Regions from separate parts of the Homo sapiens genome. Here region 1 is linked to region 2. Evidence: read pairs that join two places in POLR2A ChIA-PET (ENCODE). Cell type or tissue: GM12878. All regions are shown on one strand. Each heading gives the region's core, and the rest is flanking DNA. Links, peaks and the distances in the headings are about the cores only. Region 1 has its middle 140 kb from the start of NAMA. Region 2 overlaps ERP44 (endoplasmic reticulum protein 44).

Evidence for each region. Peaks named below come from ENCODE experiments on the same cell type or tissue, not always from the same donor. Only the 100,000 strongest peaks of a DNase experiment are listed, where the experiment ranks them.
Region 1: POLR2A ChIA-PET joins it to region 2 with 8 read pairs; 1 of 35 experiments calls an interaction of 5 or more read pairs at or near these places.

What each region holds. Positions count from the first base shown.
Region 1 is chr9:99,508,916-99,511,836 of GRCh38, reverse strand. No RefSeq gene overlaps it. Among named protein-coding and RNA genes, the nearest start is that of NAMA, 140 kb to the right of the region's middle. In GM12878, for the core only: no CTCF peak of the experiment used is centred there; a DNase peak (open chromatin) is centred at 1,796.
Region 2 is chr9:100,093,490-100,096,410 of GRCh38, reverse strand. The region is part of intron 1 of ERP44 (endoplasmic reticulum protein 44); the gene reads left to right. Among named protein-coding and RNA genes, the nearest start is that of ERP44, 4.0 kb to the left of the region's middle. In GM12878, for the core only: no CTCF peak of the experiment used is centred there; no DNase peak of the experiment used is centred there; H3K4me3 peaks cover 431 bases.

The DNA of each region.
Region 1 (2,921 bases), core at 247-2,746, 580 kb after region 2:
TGGATAATGTTTGAGCATAGAGAGCTGCTCAACACTGCATTTGGACTTGAATTTTTTTGTGTAAATAGGAAAGAAAAACCTTGGTTTGTATAATGTTTTACAATTTAGTGTGTGCTTTCAAATTCATCGTCATATTTATCCTATGAGGTAGGAACTGCTGTCTTCAGTTTGGAGATGAGGAAATGGAAGTTCAGAGACATTCCATGACTTGCCTAAGATCACAGAACTAGCAGGTGAGGGAATCCTCAAATCTAGAAGTTTTGTAACCCCTAAAATATTTCCATTTTGTTGTTTTGTTTTCATCTTATCCTGATTATTATGGAATAGTCACATTGATTCTGCCAATAAAAAAATAAAATCTATAGTATCTAAGATGGCTGTAAAATATCCTCGTTGTCTCCTTTTGGCTGCACATGACCTGTGTAGCCTCCCAGGCATTCCTTTGCAATCCAAGGCTTTTCTGGCAGCTTTTTATGAGCATCACCCCAATTCCTGTCCCCCTTAACAAATTCTTTTTTTTTTATCAATGGTTTATTTGCATTGAAAGAGGTTTTCATGCCAAGCAATATTTGGGGAACATTTCACAATTCCTGTCGCTAAAGTTCTGAGAGAAGATATTCCAAAAAAGACCCTTTCCTTATTGGATTATTTCAAAACAATGGGAAGAGAATAGTTTTTCAATGAGCATTTCAGTAATTCCTGCAAAGTATCATTTAGTTTTGATTGAGACTACAGCTGTGTCTACTTGGTGCCAAACACTTGAATGAAAAATGAAAATGACAAGCAATGAGATGTTAGGACTGGATAAAAGGCCAGTTCTGATGTCCCTTAGACACTGTGAGCCATTGCCCTTGGGTCACCCAAATACCCTCAGGCTCTCCTCTCAATCATAGCAGCCTATGAAGGAATGGACAGAGCCCTGGGCCTGAAGAATGACATTGGAGTGTCACTCTTAACTCTGGTACTTCCTGGTGTGTGATCTTGTCCAGCCTCAGCTTCGTCATCTGTGAAATGAACATGAGAATGCTCACACAACTTCCTTTAAAAAGTTTATAGGAACCAATTGAGCAAATTTTGAACTAGACCGGAGTCATGTTGTACTTATCTTTGCATCTGCAGATCCAAATACAGGCATGTAATAGGGACTGAATACGATTTTGTTGAATATTTTATAAATGGGTAGTACAGGCAATGCTCTAGCACCTATTATTTATATAACTCTATTCATGTTTCCAAGTCCCTCTGGTACGTAAGCAAAGTTGCCATTTCTAGAATATGAGGACACATAATCAGAAAAATAATATTTACTAAAAGCATAAAATGTGCTATGCTAATGTAAATAATGTTTTTTCAGTTAGTCCAAGCAGTGAATAATCCCAGCTTTTGTTCTACTTGGAGCACCTGTTTGTAATCCATGTCATAAATATTTTCATGACTATTGCTTAGTAGTCAATGAGTTCCTTTGTTGGCATAGAATTTAAGATATTTCCCTAATAAGGACACCCAGTGTTAAAGCAATGAATTTCTATACCTATGCAGTTCAGAGAGTTACCTAGGAGATGAAAAGCTAATCTGTCTGGAATTTCTGCCCTTGAGACCAAAGATACTATAAATTTGCTCTGGAAGAAAATAATCATGGTAAGCATCTTAATTTCTTCCATCTCGTTTCCAAGCAGATGTCGCCGTGTTTTAGCCTGGAATTCATCATCTCTCTGATACATCAACATTGACATATTACATCTTCATCTCTTATTATAGAAAATGGAAATGAAACCAGAATGTGAGCATGTTGAATGAATTGGACTCCCCAGAGATTTGGGGGAGAAGAAAACCTCCCACTCGCCTTTGACTTTTGGATTTCTTGTTTCCTTCATGTTTAGATTGCACTTTGAGAGGTCCATCTGGAAGTTCACTTTGTATATTTTGCAAATGCAAACAGAGCTTATTATCAAAAGACAAAGCTCCAGAGGAAGCAAAACATTTGGGGAGGTGGGAGAGAATCACGTAAAAAATCTAGTGACAGTATGAAGGTTAAACTCCAGAGATTAAACTCCATTTATTTCTGGGCTTGACTTTGCCAGTCTGCTAGTTTGGGTGAATGCTTAGATATGTTTAGCCGTTTGCTTTCTATCCATTAAGCTCTCCGTTTAGAGGATGAATTTGGATAGGTGTCAATACCTGCAAATGTCATCAATCCTGTAACACCTTTTTGGCGCTGAGTTATCATAGTAGCACTGCACAGCCTGCCTGTGACTCCAGTCCTCCCACAGCGGGCATCACTACACTTCTTTCCTTTTTCTGGCCTCAGGAAAACATTCTTAGGATTTCAGGATCCTATTATATGTTGAGTGAATTGCGTTCTTCTTGAATTCCTTATGAAGTCACTCTGGTCCTTTGAGATTAGAAGTTTAAACTTGGAAGGCCATACCTCATCGAGTTCTCTTCACTGTGACTCCGCAGCCATTTCTGTCACAGCCAGACTTAATCCCCTTCAGACATATCAAGTCAACCATCAGTCAAGGTGGTCTTTATTTCCTTCCACATGCTGCAGAGATTAAGGCTGCCTGATTTTCTCATATATTCCCTGGCACGCTGACCACAGACTCTGCTGCAGTCCAAGATGGATGGAAATAATGTTTACAACTTGGCCCAAACTTGTCGGCCATTTGTGGGAAAAATCCCTTTTATCTTAGAGTCACAAGGGCTAATGCCATCTTGGCCATAATAGGCTAATTGGAATGAACATTAACACCCCAGGACCTCTTTCTTAATTTATGGACCAGGGAATAGAAAAAGCCGTTTGCTTTAGTAGTTCTGGGGAAAACTGTCAGTGTTAGGCATTGAGGGGTAGGGGGCTGGGGGCATGAGAATGGCATTGAATTTAGAGTTGGAACCCAAGTTCAAATCCTAGCTACAGTATC
Region 2 (2,921 bases), core at 135-2,634:
TTATATATATATTTATTTGCGTCTATATAGATTTTTATTTACATATATTTAGATAGATAGATTTAATTAGCCCTTTTCTGCTTATCTTCCTATCTAAGGTGGGTTTATTCAGGGTTTTCCGCTGGGAAAATGATCAGTAAGGGGGATAGAAATCTTGCCTGTTTTTCCTGCACTGGTTGTGTACAAGTTTTGAAAAGGCGAGATAAGAGAAATAAGACTAAATTGGAAAGAAGTTGTCTCATGCACCCTAGGTAACCTCTTCTGTAGTTCAGATTTGTAGCACTGCAGTCCATTTGTTTTATTGAAGATGTGTTCTCATTAATCTCTTGATAAGTATGTTTATAGATCATAATTGTTACTAGTCGTAATTGTCCCGCATGTGAACACTTAAGGGTTTTGCCATTGTTGTTCTCGGTTTGTTCAATATGTATAGGTAGTCAAGAAAAGTTTGCTTAGTTTAGGTAGCTATGTAAATTTGAGAGCTAAGTAAACATTTATTTAATCGTTACAAGTACCTTAAAAATAAGCACAGTAGAATTCAGAGATGTCAGTTTTATCCTTTAATGTTAATAATATATGTAGATTCCAGTCTTCAGGAAGAGTACTTTTGGAGGCATGCAGTTTGATTAATACCTAGGTGAGGTTTTATTTATTTTGTTGATTTAACTTACCCTAGATCAATAGTTTACAAAGCCTGGCTGCTCATTAGAATCATCTGTGGCAGTTTTAATAAAATGATATCGGGGCCCAATACCAGGTCAGTTATATCTGTGAGCCCCAGAAATTAGTTTTAAAAAAAAATTTCCCAGGTGACATACTAAAGTATGTCCCTCTAAAAGGTAAGAATTAAACAAAACCACAATACCATTATCACATCTGGAAAAATTGACAGAAATTCCTTCATATCATCAAATATCTGGTCAGTGTTTGGGTTTTCCTGATTGTTTCCCTTTTTTTAAAAAAAAATAAACAGCATTGTTCAAAGCAAGGGCTATATAAAGTCCATCTATTCCAATTGGTTCATATGTCACTTATAAAACTTTTTAAATCCCTAGGTTCTCTCTCCATCTCATCATTTTCCTTATAATTTGTTTAGGAAACTGATCCTCTGTCCTGTAGCATTTGCCACATTCTGGATATTGCTGATTGCATCCTTGTGGGGTTTTATGTTTCTCTGTTCCTTGTGTTTCCTGTACATTTGTAATTCAATTTATGTGGTCCTAACCACCAGCTGCATATATATTGTTAGGTTCATTTGTTTCATTTATCTTTCAATTTTTAGTTTTTAAAAATTTACCTTTTATTTTATAATTATATAAAATCTCTTCCAAAACTAAATCTGTAAAGCTAACTATATTTGGATAAGTCTAATTTGTTTGTCTCTTTTACTGTCTTATCTCCCTCTTAATAAAATAGCACTTTTTTTTTTTTTTTTTCTTGAGGCAGAGTCTAGCTCTGTCACCCAGGCTAGAGTGCAGAGGAGTGATCACAGCTCACTGCAGCCTCAACCTCTGAGGCTGAAGCAATCCTTTCACCTCAGCCTCCTGAATAGCTGGGACTCTGGGACTACAGGTGTGTGCTACCACACCTGGCTAATTTTTTTTAATTTTTGTAGAGACAAGGGTCTCACTATATTACCCAGGCTGGTCTTGAACTCCTGGCTCAACTGATCTGCCTGCCTTCCAAAGTGTTAGGATTATAGGAATGAGCCACTGTGGCAGACCTAGGAAAATTTTTTTTTAATTTTTTTTTTGAGTTGGAGTCTCACTGTGTTGCCCAGGCTGCAGTGCAGTGGCACCATCTTGACTCATTGCAACCTCTGTCTCCTGGGTTCAAGTGATTCTCCTGCCTCAGCCTCCCCATTAGCTGGGATTACAGGCGCTTGCCACTGTGCCTGGCTAATTTTTATATTTTTAGTAGAGATGGGGTTTCACCATGTTGGCCAGGCTGGTCTCAAACTCCTGACCTGAGGTGATCTGCCCGCCTTGGCCTCCCAAAGTGCTGGGATTACAGGCATGAGCCACCACGCCCGGCCTGGAATACTTTTTTAAAAACTTTTTCAATTTTATGTCCCTTTCTTCCTTTTTTTTTTTTAAAGGTACAAGCTATTTGTATTTATTTTGGCATATATTTGTTTCTCCCTCCACTTGGATTAAATTGTAGCTTATTAGTCACACTTTTCCCCCACCTTTTTTTTAACTTAAAATTTTATTCTAGAGATGCGGATAGAAATTTTGCCTATTTCTTTTTAACTGCTTATGCTTCACTGGATAGATACCAGTTCACTGTTGTTACCATTCTTTTGCTGTTACAGATAGCTCTGCAAACAATAGCTTGTGCTTACGTAATTTTGATAGTGTATCTTTGAGATAGATTTCTGTACTTGCAGTTGCTAGGGCAAAAGGTAAATGTATATGTAGCTTTGTAGGTATTGCTGTATATTTGAAATTACTCTCCGTATAGGGGTTGTGCCATTTTATGACCTCACCAACAATGTAATAGTTTCCCTGTAGCCTTGATTAAAAAGGTATAATGTCAAATTATTGGGTATTTGTCAGTCTGATGGGTGAGAAATGGTATCTCAATGTATTTTAATTTGCCTGTCTTTAATATGAGTGTGATCAAGCTTCTTAGGTGTAAAAGTCATTTGCATTTCTTTTTGTGTGAACTGTCTTCCTGTCTAGCCTGGTTTTCTGTAGAATTGTTGGTCTTCTATTTCTAGACTATATAGACACAGACACACACAGTTCTTTTTTTTTCCCCCCCCACAGACAGGGTCTTGCTGTGTAGCCCAGGCTGGAGTGCAGTGGCCTGATCTTGGCTCACTGTAGCCTCAACCTCCCAGGTCACGTGATGCTCCCACCTTAGCCTCCCAAGTAGCTGGGACTACAGGCACAAGCCACCACACCCAGCTAATTTTT